Linked DNA regions of Mus musculus: all the other regions are linked to region 1. The links are chromatin contacts, found by POLR2A ChIA-PET in ENCODE. All regions are on one chromosome and are shown on one strand. The core of a region is the stretch at or near the end of the contact, and the rest is flanking DNA. Distances in the headings are between cores, read along the strand shown.

Region 1 (4,673 bases), core at 1,191-3,690:
TTCTCAGAACCACATCAGGTGCCTGCTCTGCTTGGATGTCTTTCATAACCTTCTCTAAATGCCAAACAGAAGGCAAATAGCTATTCAGTTGCTGGTCCAAGTGTTCTGCTAGGTCAAGAGGCCTGTGGAGCCCAAATACTATGCTCTGTTGACCTTGCTAGGGCCAGGCTTGTCTCACATCTATACTCAATAACTCAGATAAGGCTCTTCAGATCCATTAGGAAAGCAAGGCTCAGACTGCCCAAGGTGCTGAGCCAAGGTGCTTGTCTATGATCATACAGCTCAGCTGCGGAGATTGGCTGAATCCACATGTAAATATGGCTCTACAGCTTCAGCCCAGGATGGGTACTTGCTTGTGCCAATGAGATGTTTGCTAAAGGAACAAGCAAGCCACGACAGGCAGCCCACTGTACCTCTAGGCCAGGTTGGAAGGCAGAGCATATGTCATGAGACCTAGGGAACACTGCCCCTACCCAGCTTCCCAGAAGGCTGTGGAGGAGGCCCAGGTCTGGAACTCACCAGTTGTCGATCTTGGGTGACATACAAGGCAGGTACACACTCAAGGGACTAAGGAAAACGTGGAGGGTGGGGCTCTTCTAAGCTCTAGCTCTTCCATGTAGACTGGACATCAATGTTCTTTCACTGCTAAATGTTGGACTTGTTTACTGTGGCTGGACCTGTTCTGGTAGCTTCCAAACATAAGAGGCTGGCCACTTGCCTTCCACTCTGACAGCCTGAGGTAGAGCGACAGACAGTGCCTTTCTTAAGGCTAAATGTGCCTTCCTGGAAGAGGCTTTTGCATAGAGTACACTGTGGCTGCCTGACAGAGAGCTTGTTGTTCTAGGCTCTATCCTCAGCACCACAAAACCATCCATTATGCTAGGGAGACAGCTCAGTCTGTATTTTCCAAATATCCGACCTGAACTCTATACCCAAATCCCAGGTAACAGCCAGGTGCTTACCAGGTGGTGGTGGCAAATACCTTAATCCCAGCACCTGGGAGGCAGAGGCAGGTCAGTCTCTAAATTCAAGGCCAGCCTGGTCTACAGAGTGAGTTCCAGGACAGCCAGAGCTACACAGAGAAAACTTGTCTCATAAAACCAAGAGAGGGAAAAAGTCAGATTCTGCTGGGAAGTACAGACAGGCAGATCCATGCGTTTTAACGGTTCAGGCAGCCTAGCTCAATCAGTCTAGTGACCCGAGTTCGATAACAAGAGCCCATGTAAGAGTAGCAGGGGTCTCCTTCCTCCACACACCCGCAGAAACACACAAATGAAGATTTCTTTCTCAGATAACGCTGGGCAAGATGCCAGGGTCCTGTTTCTGTGCAGGGCCTTCATGTCTCAGCAGTCTTTGTTATTCCCAGTCAGGATAGCTCTCCCTGATTCTTCAGTTGCAGCTGCTAGTCCATTATGAAGACATGGCCCCAATAGGTATTCATCTATTTCTGTTTTTTCCAAGTGACTAAGTTGAGCTATGACAGATTAGGCTAACCCACGGTGGCCCTGGGCTTAGCACCTGCCTGGCGAGGATGCTTCCAGGCCGCTACTTCCCAGTAATCAGTGTGACTCTAGGCACTGTTTCCCCCTCTAAAACCACACTTTTGTTTGTTTTTGTTTTTCGAGGCAGGGTTTCTCTGTATAGCCCTGTCTGTCCTGGAACTCACTTTGTAGACCAGGCTGGCCTCGAACTCAGAAATCCGCCTGACTGCCTCCCGAGTGCTGGGATTAAAGGCGTGCGCCACCACGCCCTTCTTAAAACCACACTTTTATCATCCGCTTCTCTTAATGTCATAGGAAGCTCAGTGGCTCTAGGGAACGCTGAAGCCTGTGGAGCGAGGGACCGACCTAAGGCCATAGTTCCCGCCACGCCTCTGGCCAAGGGTCGCACGGTCCCCGGGGCGCAGGGTCCTGCTACAGGAGTTCGCAGGAGAAGCTAGAGTCCGGTACCCAGGCGAACAAAAAGGGAAAGGGGCAAAGCGGACAGTTACCTAGCAACCGCAGCCCACCAAGTTGGCTAGCAATGGGGCGGGACTCGCGGAAAGACCACCGCCCATTTCCTAGTAACTTGGTAGGGCTGGCAAGTGAGGCTGCCCCGCCTGCCTGACGCCCTAGCTGGGCTGGTCGGCCAGTTGCCTAGCAACAGGGTGGGTCCTGACAGGGCGAGGGCCCGTTGGTTGCCTGGCAACGCGGAGGGTGGCGAACCCTTCAGTACCTTGCCCTTCAGATCCAGTACGTAGACGGCGCTGGCGGACATGGCGGCTTTGGAAGGTCTCGGCAGTAGCCGAGGGCGGCGGCAACGGCAGGAACTGCGGGCGTTCAGCAAGGCCCGGCGCGCCCCGAGACACTTCCCCTCCACTTCCGGTCCATGAAGCAGCGCGTGGACCGTTATGTCCGGTCTGAAGGGAGCCGCAAGTGCGCAGGCGCGTAACTGAGTGCAAGCGCAGTAGGAACTTTTTGGCAGTATTTTTCACCCATAGCTCAAACGGGCCGGAAGTCAGGGGGCGTGGCCTTCCTGAAGAGCGGGGCCTGGAGGACCAGGGCGGGGCAGCTTTGTCATTACTCCTTGTACCTGAAGGACTAGCTGTGGAATGAAGGTGGACGCTTCCAAGCCTGTTGCTGTGAGAAGACGCTGAAAGCGGAACCGATTTGGAGTTGAGCCTTTTTTTTTCTTTTTCTTTTTTTGTTTTTTCGAGACAGCCTTGCTTTCTGCAGAAGTCAAGTAAACTAATATCCCGTCACTGACTGTGACTCGCCGTTAGGTGGCGCTTAAAGGAAGTCAGTCTCCCAATGGCAATCCAGCCTTATCAGCAATCACTTGTCACTGTCAACCTCTCAACTGACTGGGCTTCACCCGTCTTGCCCCAGTGAACCCAGGGTAGCACGTGTGTAACTTAGCCTGTGCCTAATTCACAGTAAGGCTGAGCCGGGCGTGGTAGCTAGCGCACGCCTTTAATCCCAGCACTCTGGAAGCAGAGACAGGCGGATTTCTGAGTTCGAGGCCAGCTTGGTCTACAAAGTGAATTCCAGGACAGCCAGGACTATACAGAGAAACCCTGTCTCAAAAAAACAAAACCAAAGTAAGGCTGATTAAATTTTAATTCTGCCATTCTTCTTTTTTCGAGACAGGGTTTCTCTGTATAGTCCTGGCTGTCCTGGAACTCACTTTGTAGACCAGGCTGGCCTTGAACTCAGAAATAAACCTGCCTCTGCTTCCCAAGTGCTGGGATTAAAGGCGTGCGCCACCACCGCCCGGCAAATTCTGCCATTCTTAACCACCTTTCTGCCACCGAGAGATCAAAGGAGCCCATCAACACTCCTCCCCGCCCCAAGGGCTTTTTTTTGTTTTTTACTTTGTGTGGTTTTTTACTTGTGTGACACATAGTGAAAGATTCCCGAAGGGAGACCCTTACTCAGACACTTAAGTCCCGGGACAGCCGCGTACCCAAGAAGACACTGAGACCATACATAAAATGTAGAAGGTAAGATTTAATAAAGCAGCGACATGAAAGCACACAGACCAGAGCTCTGGGGTCGAAATAAAGCAGCAACATGAAAGCACACAGAGCTCTGGGGTCGAAACTCATACACCTTAGCACAGGGTAGAGGAGTCTCGACAGTCAGCCAAAATTTTTCACAGGCTTATATAGTAAAACTCAAAGGGGGAGAACTGGGCAGGAAAAGTACAAGTTTACATCACTAGGGAGTTCTGCCAAAGGAATCTAGGTAACTAAGGAGTCATGTCCTATCAAGGAATCTACGTCAGGAGGCCTTTATCTCAAAAATGTTCTTGGAACAGTTTTTTCGAACTTTAGGGTGAGGAGTTTTGGGGTGAAAAGTTTAGGAGTGTTCCGAGAACAATCTCTAGATGGGAGGGGGTGGGCTCCGAGGTAAAAAATTCATGTTCTTACAAGAGGCCAGTAATTTTTCATTCTTCATTCCCCACTTCTTCTTGTAAGTAATTCTAATCTTAGAATTTCAGAAGTCTATATCTCTATGTGGAGAATACTGCATTTACTCTATCTTTAACATGGGAACAACAACAGAATAAGGCAGATTAGTAAACAGAACTAGGCAGGGACCCTTCTAGTGAGGCTTGAGGGTCTCAGCATGACGCAGGTGTACGCAGATCAGATCTCTGGCTGGAACTGGTAAGATGTCCTTGGGGTACCCAGCTTGTTCACTGTAGCCAGTTGTGATCAGACTTCTTTCTGCACCACCTGTAAGCCTTATAACTTAGTATACAGATCATTATTATAACAACATAGGTTTAAACACATTATTTAAGACAGTGATGGGCATAGGAGCCCCATAAAGGATCTTAAAAAGAGTAAAACCGAATCAAGAGGGAGTATTCTCAGTTCTAAATAGGGCAAGGGGAAGGAGTACCAAGTAAGTCTGTGCCAGTCTCTAGGATTAATTTTGTCAAGGTCTGTTTAGAGTTTTATTCAGTATTTCTATCTGTCCTGAGTTCTGAGGTCTGTACACATAATACAATTTTTATTTGACCTCTAAATACTTGGCCACACCCTGACTTACCTGGGCAACAAGGACAGGACCATTATCTGACACTATTGCTTTTGGCACTCCGAACCTTGGAAAATTTTTAATAATCTTCTTGATGACTATCTGAGCAGTCTCAGTTTTACAAGGAAAAGCTTTTATCCATCTTGA
Region 2 (4,391 bases), core at 442-2,941, 79 kb before region 1:
GCTTCTCACCTGCATCAGAGAGGAATGACATTGAGCCTCAATTTCCCCGAAAGCCTGCTCTGGGCACCCTGCACCGGATAGCACTGCCCTCTCCCTCTCATCTCCATCCCACATCTAATCTAAACAGAGAACCTTGGGCTCCTGAAGCTGACCACTAGCAGGCTCAGGTGCATTCCTCCCCTAACATTCTGAGATTAGGTCTGAATTCCTGATTCTTCTGCTCAGTACTGAGATGACAGGCTCAGGCCACCATGCCAAACTTTATATGCAGTGCTAAGCCCCAGCCCAGCCCTCCACAGCTTCTTAATTATGTCCCGAATTCTTGAGACCTGAGTCCCTCGGAGCCAACCCATTAAACTGCCACACCCCCTTGGCAGTGTCATAGACTCTGGGGACAGTATCCATTTCCCTTCTGGAGGATGGACAGGGTCTTCCTCTGTAACCTAGCCTGTTCCTGAACTCGCGGCCATCCCCCTGCCGCAGATCCCGGGAATGAGGCCAGGCGCCCACCTGTGTGTGTACGCAGATGCGCCTTTAGGTGCGAGCTCTTGGTGTAGGTCTTGCCGCAGTTGGTGTAGCTGCAAGTATGTGTGGCGGCGCGCTTGCGGGGCCAGGAGCGGCGGCCGCGTTTGGGCTTGGCCTCCAGCAGCTCCAGCGGGGACGAGGGCGGCGTGAGGAGACCGCGCGTGGCAGGTGGAGCCAAGCCCAGCGCCGCCGCCGCTGCCGCCGCGTCCTCGAAAAGACCGAAGGCGCCAGGCGCGGGAGGCCCGTAGTGCAACGCGGGGCCGGGACCGCCGAAGCTGGGGCCGGGACCGAAGGGCGGCGGGAACGGGTTGCGGGGACCGGACGCCGGGATGCGCAGGGGGCCGTCGGGGCTGAGCGGCGGCGTGTCCGGGGGCGGCGGGGGGCGGCCGGCGGGACCCCGCATGCATGCACCTGTCGCTCCTGGGGCGCCCTCGAGCTTCAGCCCGCGCGGTCCGTGGGCCAGGCCCGGAGCGCAGCCGTAGCCGCCGCCGTCCACCTCGGGGGGCTCGGCCTTCACTAGCCGCCCGGGAGGCGCGAGGAGGAAGCGGCCGTGCAGAGCCGGCCCCTGAGGCGGGTCCAGGTCGGGGCGCAGCAGCTCTGTTCCCAGGCTGGCCGCGGGGATGCTGTAGGGCGGCGGAGCACCCGGCTCCGGGTAGTAGAAGGCAGGCGGCGGGGGCTGCGGCGGGGGCTCGGGAGGATTTTCGGCGCCCAGACCGTCCAATCCCATGGAGAGGATGAAGTCCAACACGTTGTTTAGGTCCTCATCCGTGCCGCCCGCCTCGGGTTCATTTCGCGGCCAGCGCTGCAGGAGACAGGGCGCGGGACGTGAGTGGGGGTGCCTCCTGCTACCCTGCACCCCAAAGTCTAACAACTAGGCCCTCAAGATCTGCACCCGGTGCACGGCATCCCTTCAGCGCGCGTGTCCTCAGTCCCTGCACCCACCTCCTGTCCCACAGCCTGAAGTCTAACTCCCTGAGGCGGTCAGCACCCTGGACCTTGTCATCTCCAGTACTGGCTCCTGCACCCTGTAGCCTGGTACCTTGCTACCCCGCCGCCCGCGGACCCTCGCTGCCCTCACCTCCTGGAGGCCGCGCTCGCACGGGCTGGCGAAAGTGGCAAAGGACGGCAAGATAGGCTCGCTGAGCGCCATGGCAGGGACTGTGTGTGCTGTGGCCCGGCCCACCCAGGCCTTATAGGCGCGGCAGGCACAGAGGGCCGGGCTAGGAGGCGTCGACGGAAACGCGTCCCGGATGGGGACGAGCTCCGGGCTCAGCCTAAATTTAGCCGCGGTATATAAGCCTGGCGGTGGTGGCTGTGGCGGCTACTGCGGGAGCCCGGACTGCGCTCCTCAAGCCCCGCCCCCGCGGCCGGGCCCCGCCCCCGACCGTCCCTATGGCGACGGCGTCAACAAACCAGGCACAACAGCATAGTTAGCGCGCGCGGGGGGCGGGGGAGGGGGTGGCACCTGGGACTCCGCGGGGAACACGGGTGACGAGGCTTTCCCGGTATCTCCCCAGCCTCAAGCCCCTGGAAACCTGGACCGATGCATGGGGAGTCTGGGGTCACAGTGCTCACCCAGGGAACGCTCTGTGAAATCTTTGTTTAAGCTACCTTGGAAGCTAAGACAAGAAGGATGAAGTTTGGGGCCTGCCTAGAAGGGAGTTGAGGCCAGCCTGGAGCATCGTAGCCCCCTTAATACACACACACACACACACACACACACACACACACACAGAGGGAGAGAGATAGACACAGAGAGAGAAAGAGAGAGAGAGGGAGAGAGAGAGAGAGAGAGAGAGAGAGAGAGATGGGAGGGAGGGAGGGAGGGAGGGAGGGAGGGAGGGAGGGAGGGAGGGAGGGAGGGAGGGAGGGAGGGAGGGAGGGAGGGAAGGAGACACACACACACACACAGAGGCAGACACCATGGCATGGTGGTATATGCTTGTCTTCAGAACATTTAGGAGGTTGAAAGCATTAGGTTCAAGGCCCCTTTGGCTACAAGAGACCGTGTCTTAAAAAAGAAGCAAACACTAGAGGCAGGCATGATGGCTTAGTGTCTGCTTACAAGCCTCATCCAAGGAGCTCAGTTCCCAAAAGGGGGAGAGAATCCGTTCCCATAAGTTGTCCTTAGACCTCACAGTGCACTGGCGCACGTGCAAATACACAATAGCATGTAATAATTACAATTTACACTAGATACATAAATACAGTACTGAGTCTCTGGGACCTTTCACCTCCCACAAACATACACCTCACATAAATCCTTCTAGTGCAGGGAAGAGCTGTTGTCTGACTGTCAAGACTTGCAAGGGATACTCAGTGGGGGATGGGCACATCAAATAAATATGCATAATACCCAAGGGGCCTAAACAGAAAAAAAAAAGGAACAGTGGAAGAGGAGGAAGTATGTGGTGAGCCTGGGGAAGGACATTGGTGCAATTTTGACCTTAACCCCGGAGGCAAACATTGAGGTAAGCTCTGGAGAAAGCAAGAGGGTAATAGAGAGAGGGAGGGCATTGAAGCTGTGACCTGAAACCAGGAGGCTGAGGGGTGCAGTCAAGCTTGTGTAGTTGGGTGCAGTGATTCCAGCAGGAATAGGGGGTGGCAGATTCCACACCCAGCCCCTTGTCCACTTCTGTGACTTTGGAGCAGAAACATTGGCGAACTACAGACACTGGTCTGTAACATCAGCCCCAACTGTCCACAGGTCCTTTCCACAAAACATCAAAGTAGAGAGATCACACACTCATGGAGGCAGAATGTGAGGCTGAAACACTGGCTTGGTTAAGGAAGATCTAACAAGTCCTCTAGGACCGGGGACCCACCTCAGCCTGTCACCACAGAGCGGGGAATACCATGTGTGTTTCACATGGAGCAAAAGTGAGCCATGTGGTGTATTCAGATCTGAACAACACCCTGAGTGTGTGTGTCTCAGTTTCCCGTTACTAAGGAACAAATGATAAGATTTGGGTCATTTCCCAACGTTAAGGATTCTGGAGGAGGGAGTTCTGTTTTTATTTGCAGTGTGTGTGTAATAGGTTTTTCTTATATCTTATAGTCTTTTCTTATATAGTCCAGGATGGCCATCTTCCTGCCTCTGCCTCCAAAGTGCTGGTATAACAGGCCACACCTGCCGGGCGTGTTGGCGCACGCCTTTAATCGCAGCACTTGGGAGGCAGAGGCAGGTGGATTTCTGAGTTCGAGGCCAGCCTGGTCTACAAAGTAAATTCCTGGACAGCCAGGGCTACACAAGAAACCCTGTCTCAAAAAAAACAAAAAAACAAAAAACAAAAAACAAAAACAAAAAGACTGGCCACCACACCACCTGTCCTGGGGATCAGTAGGGGACTGAGTCTGAACACAGGAAGTTTTTTTTTTTTTTTTTAATCATTCCTAATTAACACAAAGTAACATGACAGCCAAATCTGTTCTGTGGTGTTGGGTATAACCCACCCAGTGGTGTTGTAAAGCCTGTGGGAGAGATGAAGAGCTGGCTCAGTGCTTAAGAGTGGTTCCTCACACCCACGTGGGGCCTGTAACTTCAACTCCAGGGCATCCATGGCCTTTTACTACGTGGTTTGAGTATCTGGGGACCCAGATATTCAAGAGCACTAGAACACGCCTGTCATCTCAGCACTGTGGCGAGGCTGCAGCCAGACGATCAATAGATCAGTAGCTCAGAGCCAGAGCTGTGCAGATGACTCAAAAGGATGTTTCAAACTAAGCCTGACAGCTTGAGTTCAATCCCCAGGGGGCCCACAAAGTAGGGGGAGTGAGCTGAAGTGATCCCCCTGGAGCCCACACGCACACGCACGCACACGCACACTGTCAGAGTCTAGCAGTGCCAAGCAGCTCCCAGGCAGGAA
Region 3 (4,282 bases), core at 546-3,045, 100 kb after region 1:
TCACAGTCACATTGAGTTTCCACATTCATGAGTTGTCTCAAAGAAAAGGAAAAGAACTTAGACTGAAGAGGCACACTTTGATCTTGGCATATTTTCAACTGTTTAAAACAGAAAGAGCTCTAGTTCACATCCATGCATTCATTCACACACACACACACACACACACACACACACATCCTAAGTCATCTTGAGCTCCGCCCCTTCCTGCAATCAAAGCCTTCCACCGGCTACAAAGGGTTTCCCTTATAAGGTAAAAGAGGCTTGCTAGATACTTGTGGCCAAGCAACAGGAAGACGTCGGTTAATCACACAAAAATCTAAATGAAACCAGCTGTTGGGACACAAGCCCAGAAATCAGCTACACACACCCCAACCCCATTTCTAGTCTGGGTGTTTCTGGCCCGGAATCAACTTGAGATGTCTTTCTACAACCAAAAGAAGCATGCTTTCCCACATGAACTTTTAAAGCAGCTCAGAGTTTTCCAAAAGGCATCCCCCGCACTCCACCCTTGGGCCGCCAAATTCCTGGCTTGGCTGGAGTCTCGAGGCCATTTTGGAGATGTCTAGGGTGGGACGGGCGTATGAGAAGCCGTAACAGCTACTGTGCAGAGCTTCCGCCCGGTTCTGAGGCTTTCTCCAGCCCGAGCGGTCCTTGAGGGATTCAAGGCTTCTACCCAGGCCAGGCTGTCGCCCAGGCAGTCTTGGGAGGAGTCCAGGCGGTACCTGCACTGCCAACTCCACCTAGCCTTTCAGTTTCTAGGGTCCCCGCCCTGAGTTCCCACACTACGGCTTCAGGAGACCTGGGCAATCACACAACACTTCTTCCCTTGTCTGTGAGTCTCCTTCGCTAGCAAACACCGCCCTACTACTCAGGCAAGGGGCTCTCCTTGCCCCGGAAACGTCTGGAATGCCTCTCCCTAGTCTTTTCTTTCTACCCACCTGTAGCAGACTTTTGGGAGACACGAATCGAACGCTTTGTGGGTGCCAGAGCTGGGCTTAGAACCCAGACCCATCTCTGGCCCCGGGCTTGACCCAGGGATGAAGAGGAGGCGCGGAGGCCTTTCCTCTTTCCGAACTATTCATGCACCCCGGTCCCTGAACTCTCAGGGAAGGCGCATACAGTGGGCGCTCCGGCGTCGGGCAGGCCCCCTAGTGGATATTACCTGGGGCTAGGGGGACACAGGGTGATGGTGGTGGTGGTGGGTGTCCTGCAGGCCAGCGTCCAAATTCTCCTGTCCCCACCCCGCCCTCAGCGGACGTGTCGCGGCCGCACCCTAAGGACGTGCCGGGAAAGTTCGGGCGCGAAGAAGCAAAAGCGCGCACCGCCCCCGCCCCCACCTTGGTCAGCCGCAGACAATGGGAGCGCGGTATTTGCCCCACTACTCCGGAGTGCCCCGCGCAGGACTGTCCCCCCCGCAACCTCCCAGTTCCTGCCCCGCCAGCGTACGGGGCTCCAGGATCCAAGGGTATGGATGATCAAGGCGGAGGGGAGACGGAGGAAGGGGGAGCTAGAAGCATGCGGAGCTGGGAAGAAAAGAGGGCGCCAGGGAGCACTGCGGGCCCGGAAGCGCGCGGGACGAAAAGTGGGATCGGGCGGGGGTCGCGGACGGCGCGGGTCCTGGTCTCTCACTTTCTCGCGCCGCTCGCGCTCGCCATCCAGTTCGCGCTGCAGGCCTTGCGCGCGATCCTCTGCGTCGTCTGCCTGCTGCTGCAGGGCCTGGATCTTGCGCTTCACTGCCTCCAGTGAGTTGAGGCCGGCCATAGCTCAATCGTTCTGCTGGGCTCCGGCGACAGCTGGGCGGCCGCGCCCGGGCCCGCCAGCCTTGGCCACGCCGGGGCCGCCCCCGCCTCTCCCCGCCCCCCGGCCCTGCTGTCAGGCCCATGAGGTCACCCGGGCCGGCCGCGACGTCAGCACCGGGCGGGGGGTGGGTGGGAGGGGGTGGCTGACGTCGGTGCAGCTAGCCGCCTTTGCCCTGTGGGCTCCTCGTCCTCCCTCACTGCCCGCCCCGCCTGGCCCAGCGGCCGCGCACTTACCTGGGAGCCTTTATTCTCCGTCTGCTTTAGAGTCTTCTTTAAGTCTGTCAGGTCCTCGGAGTGCCTGTCCAGTTCGTCCTCCACGCATTTCAGTTTCTTCTGGAACTACGTCAGCTGCTCTTTCACCTGGGGACACAGAAGATAATGAGTCAGCCTAATGGTCCATTGCCCGGAGTTTGGGAGGCTGAGGCAGAAGGACTGGGAGTTTAAGGCCCTGCAAATGAACAAAGTCTTTATGAGCTGATGAGATGGCTCCATGGGTAGAGGTGCTTGCCACCAAGCCTAATGCCCAGAGTCCATTAATCTCACACATGCGCCCACATTAATGTAGAAAGTAAAAGGTTTATATAAAGAAGGTCTCATTCAGAGGACACAAGTTTGTGAAAGTAAAAAGTGTATATAGACAAGGTCTTGTACAGAGGACTCAGGTTGATTCCCAGCTCCTGTTCCAGGGGAGCCAACATTCTCTGCTTCCATGACCCCTTAGCATAGGCATGCATGCATGCAAAACACCCTCACATAAAATATAAAATACTCCCTCCACATACACAGAGCGGTAAGTGTGCATTACTGAATACAGAGGGATTTTACTCTTGACCTAAGGACTGGCCATTCTTGGACTCATAAGAGTCCCCACTCTCTTGAGGAAGTCATAGCTTTAGTTTGAAACACTACAAATTGGATTTTGCATTCTCACTTTCTGAATGCAGCTCTCAGGTGATCTCTGTTTAAGCAAAGTGGAGCCTATAGAAACTCCCAGTTTTGTAGGCAGAAACTTTCTGACCAGTGTGCAAGCCCTTTCCCCTGCTGAGAAACTTACCCTCAAGAGCCCCACATCCTGCTCCCACTCCAATCTGGCTCCCACACCTGGCTTTCAGGTCTGTCCTGGAAGAGACCCACTCTCAGGGACCAATTCCCCTCTAAGATCAAATTTTCACTCCTCTAACTTTTGCACATTTGTTAGGCATCTGTTTTTTTGTTTGTTTGTTTTTGTTTTTGTTTTTGAGACAGGGTTTCTCTGTGTAGCCCTGGCTGTCCTGGAACTCTGTAGACCAGGCTGGCCTCGAACTCGGAAATCCGCCTGCCTCTGCCTCCCAAGTGCTGGGATTAAAGGCGTGTGCCACCACCGCCTGGCATGCATCTGTTTTAATTAATGTGTCCTTTAACCTTCCCCAGAATCTAGTGCTGTTTGTTCTGAGAGTCTGTCCCCCACAATTCCTGTTTTAGGCATCCCATCAACCTCTCTGAGAACCACTCAGCCATGTGACACCTCCTAGCTGCTAGGGTCACTCTTGTGTCAACTCCACAGGATCTCTGTATCTCCTTCTATCCCTGATGCTGTATGTGGTCTAGAGCAGGACTCCCCTCCACCCCCCAGTACTCCAGGCCAAGCTTCCTGTCCTTCCTCAGCAGGAAACACTGAGGGTGGTTGCCTTTCTGTAGATTAACACCCGTCCACTCACCACTTCCCCCAACCCCCCAGTTCTTAAAATAAATTTGATAGGGACTCCATGCTCACACCAATACTCAGATCTCTGTGGACAGTAAGTATTACGATGATAACCAGCTATATATGTGTGTCTGCACACTTGTGAGTGTGTGTGTGGGGCGGGTGTGTGTGCGTGTGCGTGTGTGTGTGTGTGTGTGAGAACATGCAAGTGTCCACTTCTGCTCCCCCTCTTTTTCTTGACACTGCTTCTCACTGTATAGATCAGGATGGCTCTAAATTCACAGACATCTGCTGCCTTTGCCTCTTGACCCTGGATTAAAGTTGTTTTCTTTCCTCCCACAGGGAGAGCTTGTCAGAGGTGCCACCTGGGAAGTCCTGAGGCTCTGGGCTGATGGGAAGCAGGCACAAGGCAGACACTCTTTAGTGGATAGGAGTTAGAGCCCACCCTCTAGATGGTAGAACCAGGCTTAGATGAGCCAGCAGACAGCTGTTCCAGCTGGCTTATCTGACATCTCCAAGGCCACTCTGGACCTGGTCCCAGTCTGCCACTATGATGGATGTGACTGGGCCCATCATATCATTCCTAGCACTTCAGGCTAAAGGGAGGGCCTTGACCTCTAGACAGAGAGCCTGGAGTCTTGCTCCCAGCCCCAGATATGTAACCCCCCCCCCCGTCACTTTTCTGGCCTTAGTTTCCCTATGAATACCTTGATCTGGTGAACTTTGAACACTTTAGGGCAGGTAGCTGTCTTTGACTAAGAGAGTCAGTCAGTTCCCTTAAAGACACCTCAAAGACCAA

The links. ChIA-PET counts read pairs that join two places held with the same protein, here RNA polymerase II (POLR2A).
Region 2: POLR2A ChIA-PET joins it to region 1 with 10 read pairs in embryonic stem cell. The contact joins the promoter of Klf2 here to the promoter of Ap1m1 in region 1. POLR2A ChIA-PET finds 5 or more read pairs at or near these places in 4 of 5 experiments (Patski and embryonic stem cell).
Region 3: POLR2A ChIA-PET joins it to region 1 with 41 read pairs in Patski. The contact joins the promoter of Tpm4 here to the promoter of Ap1m1 in region 1. POLR2A ChIA-PET finds 5 or more read pairs at or near these places in 3 of 5 experiments (Patski and embryonic stem cell).

The regions. Positions count from the first base shown.
Region 1 is chr8:72,237,785-72,242,457 of GRCm38, reverse strand. Ap1m1 (adaptor-related protein complex AP-1, mu subunit 1) reads right to left here and starts at 2,440. Exons shown (of 12, transcript NM_007456.5): 1 at 2,215-2,440. The coding sequence starts at 2,256. Gm51536 (a long non-coding RNA gene) reads right to left here and starts at 513. Exons shown (of 2, transcript XR_003947404.1): 1 at 1-513.
Region 2 is chr8:72,316,362-72,320,752 of GRCm38, reverse strand. It overlaps Klf2 (Kruppel-like factor 2 (lung)), which reads right to left and starts at 1,691. Exons shown (of 3, transcript NM_008452.2): 1 at 1,604-1,691; 2 at 511-1,327; 3 at 1-9. The coding sequence starts at 1,675.
Region 3 is chr8:72,132,801-72,137,082 of GRCm38, reverse strand. Tpm4 (tropomyosin 4) reads right to left here and starts at 1,795. Exons shown (of 8, transcript NM_001001491.2): 1 at 1,630-1,795. The coding sequence starts at 1,761.